Regions from separate parts of the Homo sapiens genome. Here region 1 is linked to region 2. A link is an interaction called in ENCODE POLR2A ChIA-PET data of the cell type or tissue named here. Cell type or tissue: PC-9. All regions are shown on one strand. Links, peaks and the distances in the headings refer to the core of each region. The heading gives the core; the rest is flanking DNA. Region 1 overlaps AMPD3 (adenosine monophosphate deaminase 3). Region 2 overlaps CAND1.11 (a long non-coding RNA gene).

Region 1 (5,373 bases), core at 115-5,114, 160 kb before region 2:
TCCGTAGCACCTCCCGGCAAGCACAATCATGGTGGCTTTCCAGGGGGCTGAGTCCCCAGCCAGGGCTGCTGTCTGCTGGCGGCACTGGAGCAGAAGCTCACTCACCGCGTGGACATCCAGTGAGTCCACAGTGAGGTCGTAGGGGTCCATGTGCAGGCCGTCAAACACCTGCCGCAGGGTGATCTTCCGGCCCCGCTTCTCTGCCACAGTCCTGTCAGGCTCCGTCTGGTATGTGTGCTTGATGAAGCGCAGCAGATGCTTTTGGTTCATGCAGGCGGCCGCATGGATGTGTGTGTCCACCTGGAACACAGCGCCCACCAGGCCCTGAGTCAGGCCACCTCCCCTAGCAACAAGAGTTAAGACATCCAACCCTCAATGTGCACAGAACCCCAGCACCTCATGGGCCATCCGGGCAGCCCCACCAGTGTCTGGATCCCACCCCCCATTTCTCCTCCAGACTTCGGAACTGGTATCCCTCCCTTTCAGCCTTGCTGCGCATTCCACCTCCTTACAGCACCAGGAAATCTTTTTAAAATGCAGATTGGATCAGGCCATTCCCCAGTTAACAAATGACCTATGGGCCCATCAGTCTCAAGATAAAGCCCAAGCACCTTGGCCTGAGATTCAAGGCTTATTTCAAGCCTTAACTCTCGCCTTGCCACTGCCCCATTCTGTGCTGCAGCCGTGACAAACCACTTACGGGTACACCACACACCAAGGTACAGTACACTGCATCCCTTTGCCCACGTGTTTCTTCAGTCTGGAATGCCCTCCTTTCTCTCCACCATCTCATCCACCTAGAAATTTCCCACAACCTCCTCCATTTGGGAGCCAACCTTGTTCCTCCAAGCACAACTGAATGCTCTTTCCCTTGCCCAACCTCAAAACCTGGCACAGGCATCCCATTGTTGTGCAGACCGTCCCGATCACTCTAACGTTTGTGTGTCTACGCTTTCACTAGACTGGGAGCTCCTCAAGGACAAGGGCCATGTTTGATGCCTCTAAGTCTTCAGCACCTACCCCAGAGCCTAGTACAAAGTCGAACCAATGGATGAATGAATGAACAAATTAACAGGTACGACAGGTTCTCACAGTTTTAGTGATAACCCTGAGGGCCCATCAAATCCCACTCTTCCCATTGATCCCTCTCAGAACCCTCAGAGCATTCCCAAAGCAAACCTCCAAGTGGGAATGAATGAAAAGAACAGACACTAAAGGCCAAGCCTCCAAACACACCCTTCCTTGACTAGTTACACCTCACCCAAACTCCAGGGCATCCAAGTCCCAAGAAGAAGCCACTCTACTGGAAGCCGCTCTACTGACCCTAAGCCAACATATGGACTCAAGCTGTGGGGCCCAAGGCCAAAGATCTTAGAGCAAATCCTAAGAAGCAGAAATGAACAGTCAGCTTAGACTTCTCCCCACATTCCAGGGAAAGGCAGTTTTTTGCAGAAGGCACCTTTGCAGAAGGAGCCCAGCAAGGTCTCAAAACACCTCATGGGATTTCTCATGCCCTCTATATCATGCTAAGTCCTGTGATACCAGACCGACCCCTTGCATCTCTGTCCTCTCCTTTTCAGCCTCCTTAGTCAGCTCATCCTCACTACCAGACCTCTTAATAATGGAATTTCTTGATGCCTGGTCCTGGGCCCTCTTGTCCTCTCACTATAAATTCTCTCCAAAGGTGATCTGTTCCATTTCTGTGCATTTAATTATTTTCCTTATACCAATTCCCAAATTTATGCCACCAGCCAAAAGCTCCAGAACTGTACATACTATTGCCTTCTTGATATCTCTATCTGGATAACCCAAAGGCAGTTCAAATTTAATATATCCAAAAGTGGACTCTCCATCTCTGACCCCAGCCCAAACCTGATTTTCTCCCAGATTCTGGAATCCCAGGAAATGGTGTGTCCTGAATCCAGCTGGTCATGCTGAAAAACTGGGAGTCATCCTTGGCCTTCCTACTACTCCCTTCCCTCAGTGAGTCTCATCAGTTCTACCTTCCAAATGGATGTCAAATCCATACAATATTCTCCAACCTCACTGCCACCACGGGAGTTCAAGCCTGCATGTTCTCAGGCCTGAATTCACAGTGACCTCCTAACTGGTCTTGTTCCTTTTTCTTGTGCTCTGGTTCAATTCATTCTCCATACACAGAAGCTAGAAGGGATTCTTTAAATGTAATTTGATTCTGTTACTGAACCCTCTTCATTAATCTTAGGATGAGGGCTCTGCTAATATTGCCTGGATCCTACCCATCTCCCCAACCCCTCATCCCCAGTCTGCCTTTTCACTGTGCTTCACTCATAGGACAACCACAAGCCCTAAGGAAATGAAGCCCCAGCTAAGCTGAGGGATGGCCTCAAGTCACTATGGGTAAACTGACTCCCCCTCCCTGAGCACAAGGGACCTATGGGAGCTCCGGGGGAGGACGACAGCAGCCTCAAGGCCAGGCTGCTGACAGCCATTAGACCACACTCTGGAGCTACTGCTGCGGCCGACTGGGCGCTCAGCCCGGGCTGGGGTGAGGAGGCGGCTGACCTCAGGGCAGGGAATGCTGTCCACGGCTGGCTGAGCATCTCCAAGTAATGCCAAACCAGATATTTGATCCACTGGACCTCTGTGAGCATTATGCCAGCCAGCCCATGTCGTTAGCCACAGCACTCACTCATCAGCATCCTTCCTGCCATTAATCTTGCCATTCTTACCAGAAAGACAGACCACTGGACACTGGGGAAACAAAGCAAAGCAGAAAACTAAAACATCCCCAAAGCCCAGGCTCCTCAGAGATGAGGCTGGGCTCACGTGGGATGCACAAAAGAAGGTCAGCCTGGCTCAGCTCAGCTGGACACAGCTTGGTACAATGACCTCAGCATGACTCAGCGGATTCTGGGCTTTCTGGTCCTGTCCTCTGGCTTACCAATGACACACCACAGGGGGGTCAGCCTGTCCTTACCCCCATGAGTCACAAGATAAATGAGGAAAACAACTGGACAATCCAGGAAGCACCCCATCCAAACTTCAGAACTCAAGGGTGATTATTTTAGGAACAAAATAATTGAAGGTCATTGGAGGTCAGTGTTTTCAGTTCACCAGAGGATCCAAGTGCATTCCCCGTGTTCACCTAAGACCTCAGATGTAAAGAAAGAGCAGAGTTTCCAGACCTGGGACCTAAGCCAACATTGACCATTTCCATACCCATGGCAGGCATCAATAATCGAACACAGCACTCTTTTCACTAAGCTTTAGGGGTGGCCCCTAATTGGTCAGGTTTGGCACAGAAGGTAAAACCTATTTGCTATTCTTAATATGACACTTAAACCACAGTGGATGTCACCTACTTCTACCCAATTCCCAAGCAGCAAACACACTCAGCTCTTCTGTCTTGCTTCTGCATAGAAAACAAGTGTCTCAGTCACACAGTCCTGCTGGCTGGGCCTCGGGGTGTCTCAGCCCTTCACCTGCTGTAGTGTGACAGGTGCCTTCACAGATACCACCCACACAGATCCACGGCCACGTCGCAGCTCCTGCCTCAGACCACAGCCCTTGTCTGCCCCAGGGACACCAATAGCCACTTTAGACATACGGAGGCCATCATCCAGCCCATTCTGGATTTTAGAAAGCAGCTCTCCTCCCCATAGTAGAGGCTATGAGAGTGCTATCAAGGCCAGGTGTGGTGACCCACGCCTGTAATCTCAGCACTTTGGGAGGCCAAGGCAGGCAGATCACCTGAGGCTGAGAGTTCGGGGCCAGCCTGGGCAATATGGCAAAACCCCATCTCTACTAAAAATACAAAAATTAGCCAGGAGTGGTGCCAGGCACCTATAATCCCAGCTACTCGGGAGGCTGAGGCAGGAGAATCACTTGAACCCAGGAGGCTGAGGTTGCAGTGAGCTGAGATTGTACCACTGCACTCCAGCCTGGGCAACAAGAGCAAAACTTCATCTCAAAAAAAAAAAAGAGAGACAGAGTGCTATCAAGTAGGCAGCACCCAGGGGCGGGCACAGACCTGACTCATAGCAGACCTGCGCCCATGTTTATGGACTGACTGTGGTGCCTAAGAACAGGCCACTGGGTCATAGATATCAAGGTCATCTCTGTCCAGAGAAAACATTAACCCCAAGACTGCAGGAGAACCCTGGGGATAGGCTCTGATTTGTTACCCTAGCCCCACGCCAGGACTGTTTCTCATGTTGTGGCCAGAGGGCAGCTGGTAGACCCAGGAACACCCACTGGGGCCCCACCTTAGAAGAAAACAGTGTCAGTGCCAGCACAGCCAGTGAGGACACCTTGGCCCCAGGCAGCAGGAAGCAGGTAAGCCCAGAGCATTCACGTATGCTCAGGGCAGGGCTGCATCGGGCTGGGCAAGGCGTTTCTTTGAACACGGGCCTGGGCATGTGCTAGGCGTGTGAAGTTCTTTGGGCAGGGCTGAGAGGAGTTCACACAGTGATGGAGGCATCCACCTGTCTGAACGCCTAAGCCTCACAGAGAAGGAACAAATGGTGCTTGAAGGTGAAAATGCCAGGGTGCCCACGTAAGTGGTGTCTAAAACACCTTTCACTTCTGCCTGGAAATCCCCAAAACACTTCTGTAAGCCTCTCAGGGCACATGAGCTGAAGCCAAACTCTCACTTCTTAAAGCTCTTGATCCCATCCAAGTGGGAGTCTGTGTTGGACCCCTGGCGTGTAACAGAAGTGGTCTTAGGGCCTCCAGGTAGGGTCTTCCATCTGCATTGCTGATATGCTCCCAGCCAGGGGGTCAGGGAGGCTGGAGCTGGGCTTTCCCAGAGGAGCCACATCCTCCCCTGGCCTACCCTCCCTTATCAAAGCTGACCCCAAAAAGAAGAAGTCCCCAAGAGGTTCCCAGCTGGGACAGAGCTCCTGTGGAGATGGCAACCCCACTGTGACTCCACCCAGCTTTAGCCATCCCTCCTCCAAGCAAAGCCTGATCCCGACTCTTCCCCCAGGAGCTTCTCTCCCAGCTCGCCACCACACCCCGGCCCACCTCCCTGCCTTCTGTGGGAAACCCACAGCCCCTGCATGATCCAGGACCTCCCCACATCTCTGCAGCCTTACTCTCCCCACAACCCGCTGCTCCCCGCTCCCAATGCCTGAGCTCCAACCACACCACACTGCTTGCAGTTATGTCAACACACTGTTCTGACTCTCTCGACTCTCTCATACCATCCCTCCCTCCTGACATTTGCACATCACGTGCCTCTACCTGGAATGCCACCACTTCCATTCCCCTACCACACCCTCTGCCTGGCAAGCTCCTACTCACTCTAAGTCAGCTCAGTTCTGGCCTCTCCCTCAAAGCCACCTGGTTGACAGGAAGTGACTCTTGCTCACCATCAAACACCCCCTGCCT
Region 2 (5,373 bases), core at 126-5,125:
GGCTGATACACATATCTCTACTTCAACATCTTTAACAAACGAATGAATGAATGAATGAATGAATGAATGAACAAATGTGGTAGAGCTTCACAGCAAAAGTCCTTTCCCTAGTCAATTTCTTCTCTTCATAGAGGTTGCTGGAATTCCCTTCCAATCTCCCTTCCCTACGTCATTTTTTTCTCCTGCAGTTCTTATGGAAGGCAAAAGAGATTAACTGTTAGGATATTAATTAACTATTGCTGCTTAGCCATATTACCACAAGCTTAACTGCTTAAAAGAGCGCAAGTTTATTATCTCAGTTTCTGTGGTTCAGGAGTACAGGTTTGACTTAGCTGGATTTTCTGCTTAGGGTCTTACAAGGTTGTAATCAAGGTGTCAGCCAAGGCTGTGATCTCATCTGAGGCTGGTCTAGGGAAAGATCTGCTCCAAACACACTCAGAATTCATTTGGCAGAATTCTGTTTCCTGTGGTTGCATTAATAAGACTCAGGGATTCAGTCTCATGGTGGCTGTCAACCAGTGGCCACCCTCAACTCTTAGAGGCTGCCCACAGTTCTTTGGCACATGGGGCTCCCAACATAGCCATCTGCTTCCTCCAAGCCAAGAGAGCAGTTCAGTAAGACAGCACTAATATTCATATCATACGCAGCATAATCAATAATCACATACAATTCACCGTCTTTACTATATTCTGCTAGGTAGAAAAGGCACAGGCCACATCCACACTCAAGGAGAGGGGATTATACCAAGGTATGAATTCCAGAGGTGAGGTTTCATGAAGGTCACCTTAAGAGTCTTTCTGCTTCTTCATGGTTTCTGTTTTTTGGCCTTTTCCTCTTTCTCCCTCTGTCAGGGTCTCTGTGGTCAGACCACATGGCCTACCTGATGGCCATGGAAGAAAGGAAGGGGCAGTGGACCCTCACCCAAAGTAAGTTCCTCTTCTATCACACACTGCCCGAGCAGGAGCTGCCTGAAGGCAGAGAGCCCATCAATTTTCCTATCCTAGGTCCAAGAGTGGCAGAAGAACTTTGGTTGTGATGAGAGTCTCAGCTGCCTGAACATCTCTTGGCTGCTGCTCCAAGCTCCAGGGAGCCCCACAGGAGAGAAAATTATAGTCCTTTGTATTTAATCAAGGCCCCAGAGCACATGGCACACTCCCCTGTAGTAGACTCTAACACAGAGAACCTTGTTCCAACACCATAAATGTGCTTATTTTGTGACCTCTATCAGATTCCAAGTCTCTGGAGGGCCAGGCCCTTGCCCAGTTTTTCTTTTTAATTCCTCAATGTTCTGACGCAAGGTCTGGCATATGGTGGGTGTTTAATATACATTAGGAAGAATGGATTAGGCTGGGCATGATGGCTCATACCTATAATCCCAGCACTTTGGGAGGCCAAGGTGGGAGGATTGCTTGAGCTCAGGAGTTTGAGATCAGCCTGGGCAACATAGTAAGACACTATTTCTACAAAAAGTACAAAAACTTACTGGCTGTAGTGGCACCCACTTGGAGTCCCAGCTACTTGGGAGGCTGAGGTGGGAGGATCACTTGAGTCCAGGAGGTCAAGGGTGCAGTGAGTCATGTTAGCACCACTGCACTCCAGCCAGGCAACAGAGCAAGACCCCGTCTAGAAAAAAAAAAAAGAAGAATAGATTAACTCCATAATTTGAAAACAAATGATTCTTATGTCAGAATCTAATGAATTTAAACAGATAATGTGTTAAACACTTAGAAGAGACTAAGGTTCATGCAATGAAATTCTACTGAAAAATAGAAAGGTAGCCAAAATAGATTAAATTAAAAAATGAAGTTGCACATGATTATGTTTTTTGTAAAAGAAAAAAATATAATTTTGGGTATTGATAATGATGATAGTTGGCATAATGTATATTGTCAATCATAGTTGACATTTTATTTTCCTGTAATGTGTGACATTTTCACTTAAAACAACGAAAAGGAATATAAAGAGCACTGAGATCCCAAGTGGTTCATCAGTGAATCATGCCTCATTTCCTTCTTTTAAATTTTATTATGCTGATGATTCACAGAATTCAGTTTAATTCCACAAACATTTATTGAGAGCCTATTACGTGCAAGATACTGGGTAAGTGCCAGGCCACCAGGGTGGAAATGCTAGAGTCAGTGTAACTTGATTTCATAAAGAAAATACATAATGCATCTCATGATCCAGTGATGGATAAGGTGGAGAGGGAAAGTGGTATAAAAGTACCATGAGGCCAGGCATGGTAGCTCACATCTGTAATCCCAGCACTTTGGGAGGTCGAGGCAGGTGGTTCACTTGAACCCAGGAGTTCAAGACCAGCCTGGACAATATGGCAAAACCCCATCTCTACTAAAAGTACAGAAATTATACAGGCATGGTGGAGTGTGCCTGTAGTCCTAGCTACTTAGGAAGCTGAGGTGGGAGGATCACCTGAGCCCTGAAGGTTGAGGCTACAGTAATCCGAGATCATGCCACGGCACTCCAACCTGGGCAACAGAGTGAGATCCTGCCTAAAAAAAAAAAAAAAAAAAAAAAAAATATATATATATATATATATATATATATATGGTTTGGCCACTGACTGAATAGCTATACACACACTCACTCTGTCACCCAGGCTGGAACAAGGGCAGTAGAGTGATCACAGCTCACTGCAGCCCCAAGCTCCTGGGCTCAGGCAATCCTTCTACCTCAGCCTCCCAAGTAGCTGGGACTACAAGCACATATCACCAGACCCAACTGATTTTATTTCTAATTTTTTGTAGAGATGGGGGTCTCACTTTTTTTCCCAGGCTGGTCTTAAACTCCTGGCTTCAAGCAATCCTCCCACCTCAGCCTTCAGAACTGCTGGGATTACAGGCATGAACCACTGCACCTGGCCCTAGTCAATATTTTTATACGTGTCTTAAATGATGAAGAAGGTAAGCACAAAGTTTAGAGTAATAGCTAATAGACAAAATAAGCAAGATGCAAAATAATCTGACCAGCATGACTTTCAAGAAGAATCATTGTAAAGTTCTGTATTTGGTTCAAAGAAAATCAACAACACAAATTCACAGGGATTCCTGACTTGGCAGCAGTTCATGTAAAAAACAACTGGGCTTTTAATTGACCATGGATTCATTATGAGGCATTATTGGAATGTGACTGATAAAAACAAGATTAGGGCAATTCTTGACCACAGCCATAAATCTAGTGTCCCGATAAGAGGGTGGCAGCTCAATCCTGTTCTGGTCAGACCACACTGGAGTTCTATTTTCATTTCTAAGCATCCATTTCACAGTTGGAACATGGCACCCTTGACCCACTTTTGTGAAGTAATGTTTTCTCACACTCCTTTTCCATCCTGTGTTCTAGCATACTCTCAAGTGCAGTATGCTAACACTAGGACAAATGAGCTCTACCCTTGTAATACAGCACAACTGCAAAGCAGTAATGTCATGTGAATCAAGTTCCTTCAGATTTCAGTCATGTCAGCTTTTTGTTAATTTTTCTTTTATTGCAGTCTCCTCTCCCTGGTGACTTAGGCTAAATCTGGGGGTAATGAAATGACCGAAATCTGACTTACAGCCACTGTGTGTACTCCAAATGATTCCTCCTTCCTATTAGTCATAACATAACCCTTTGTCCTTGAACCAGGCTGCTCTGCCTAGTTTCCTGTTCTTCATGCAAAAACTCCAAGAAACCAGCCTTGCCAACCTCCGATAGGAGTCTAAAGCTACCATTTAGTCTGAAAACTGAGATCTGTGCTACACTTGAATGCAAAGTCATCAGAATTAGCTTACACAAGTTCCCCTTTCTCCCTCTGGCATATACTTCCACTCCTTTGCCATCCCAGCTTTGACTTCCCTTTCTTCTTCAGCCCTAATGAGAACTGGGAGTGCGAAAAAATGTAAGGAAGAAAGGAGGAAAAAGAAGAAAGACAGGAGAGATTAATCTCGATCCCAAAGATAGGTAGGACCTTTTGTTATTACACCAGCAAGTCATGGTTCTCTCCTTTCTTCCCTCTTTGTCTCCCAACCCTCTTCAACATGTATACTTGCCAAGGGCTAGGGAAACCCCAGCTTACAAGATCTACTCCCTCTAAAGGGACTGATCCTAAAATTAAAGCCAGTCCAGAGGGGCCACCTTTCTAGCCCAGGCAAGATATTCAAGCCTCAAACCAGGTTAAGGTCGTGTTGGAGTCCACACATGCCCTCTTCTTCCCTATCCAACAAAGGCCTGAGAAACTATGGTCTTTTCCATTAATGCCCTTGGACTGGAAGGGCAGGGGTCATATATAAATTCTGTGCTAAATACTATGAATTTTTTTTCTTTTTTCAGCATGAGACAGATACTGTGAATGCTATATCCCATTTAATGCCCATAGTAAATCCTGTGCTATAATGTATTAATTAAGATGGCTTCCATTAAAAGGAGCAGAAAGCTCAACTCACTATGGGTTACTAAGTGAAGGAGATGATTGGTTTATACAATAGAAGTATGACAGGATTGAGGATGGGTCCATTTAGGAGTTCAACAACTTTATCAGGGAGTTCTATTTTCCATCACTCCACTCTGCCATTCACAATGAGAGCTTCCATCTAGGGCTTGCCCCTGTTTTAGTCTCAGAGTGGCTTTCTATTGCTGCTGAGACTGCATATGTCTCCCACTTTTATCTAGCAGGAGAAAGGGAACTTGTTTTTCTGGAAATAAGCCAGTAAACTTATGCAAACTCATTGGCCTGAATTGCTAGTGAGACCACATATGTGTCCCATTCTTATCTAGCAGGAAAAAGGAAATTTGTTTTTCTGGAAATAAGCCAATAAACTTATGCAAGCTCACTGGCCTGAATTAGGCCAGCACCCATCACTGGGTCCTGTAATAGTGGCCTTAAAATGGAATTGCACTAGGCCTGAGTCTTCAGGAGTGGAGTGGTCTATTGGGGGAGATGTGGATACCCTAACAAAAGTCATGGTAGTTACCAAGAGAAGAACAAGGGCTGGGGAGGCAACTCCAAGGCTCTCTTAGCTACATATTATCCTATTTTTCAGAGGAGAAACTGAAGCTTGGAGATGCTGCTGTGTGTAATGATAGAGCCAGGACTCTCACCCTTCCCTACACCAGGTTATCTTGAAGAAACAAACCAAAGAAAAGCCGGAATGGTCATCCCTTCACTTTCAGCCTAAAACATGTAGATAGGAAAGAGAAGCAGGGATTTCATGAGACTGGGAAAATCTCAGCCACTGTGCACCCAGGAGCTACTGAATCTACCTACTCCACAAAGCTGAGGCAGCTTTGAACCTTCACATCACCTGGAACCATGCCTAGCTCAGCAACTATTTGTAAACTGAAGAGCAGAGACTACAAAGGTATTACCCATAATGATGAGT

What was found. ChIA-PET counts read pairs that join two places held together with the same protein. Peaks named below come from ENCODE experiments on the same cell type or tissue, not always from the same donor. Only the 100,000 strongest peaks of a DNase experiment are listed, where the experiment ranks them.
Region 1: POLR2A ChIA-PET joins it to region 2 with 6 read pairs; 2 of 35 experiments call an interaction of 5 or more read pairs at or near these places.

The regions. Positions count from the first base shown.
Region 1 is chr11:10,488,276-10,493,648 of GRCh38, reverse strand. It overlaps AMPD3 (adenosine monophosphate deaminase 3), which reads right to left. Exons shown (of 15, transcript NM_001025389.2): 7 at 106-300. Among named protein-coding and RNA genes, the nearest start is that of MIR4485, 17 kb to the left of the region's middle. RefSeq lists an enhancer at 4,706-5,373. In PC-9, for the core only: no CTCF peak of the experiment used is centred there; a DNase peak (open chromatin) is centred at 2,888; H3K27ac peaks cover 3,154 bases.
Region 2 is chr11:10,326,821-10,332,193 of GRCh38, reverse strand. It overlaps CAND1.11 (a long non-coding RNA gene), which reads right to left. Exons shown (of 4, transcript NR_103765.1): 2 at 1,485-1,624. Among named protein-coding and RNA genes, the nearest start is that of CAND1.11, 21 kb to the right of the region's middle. RefSeq lists a silencer at 3,178-3,472. In PC-9, for the core only: no CTCF peak of the experiment used is centred there; DNase peaks (open chromatin) are centred at 3,203 and 4,714; H3K27ac peaks cover 235 bases.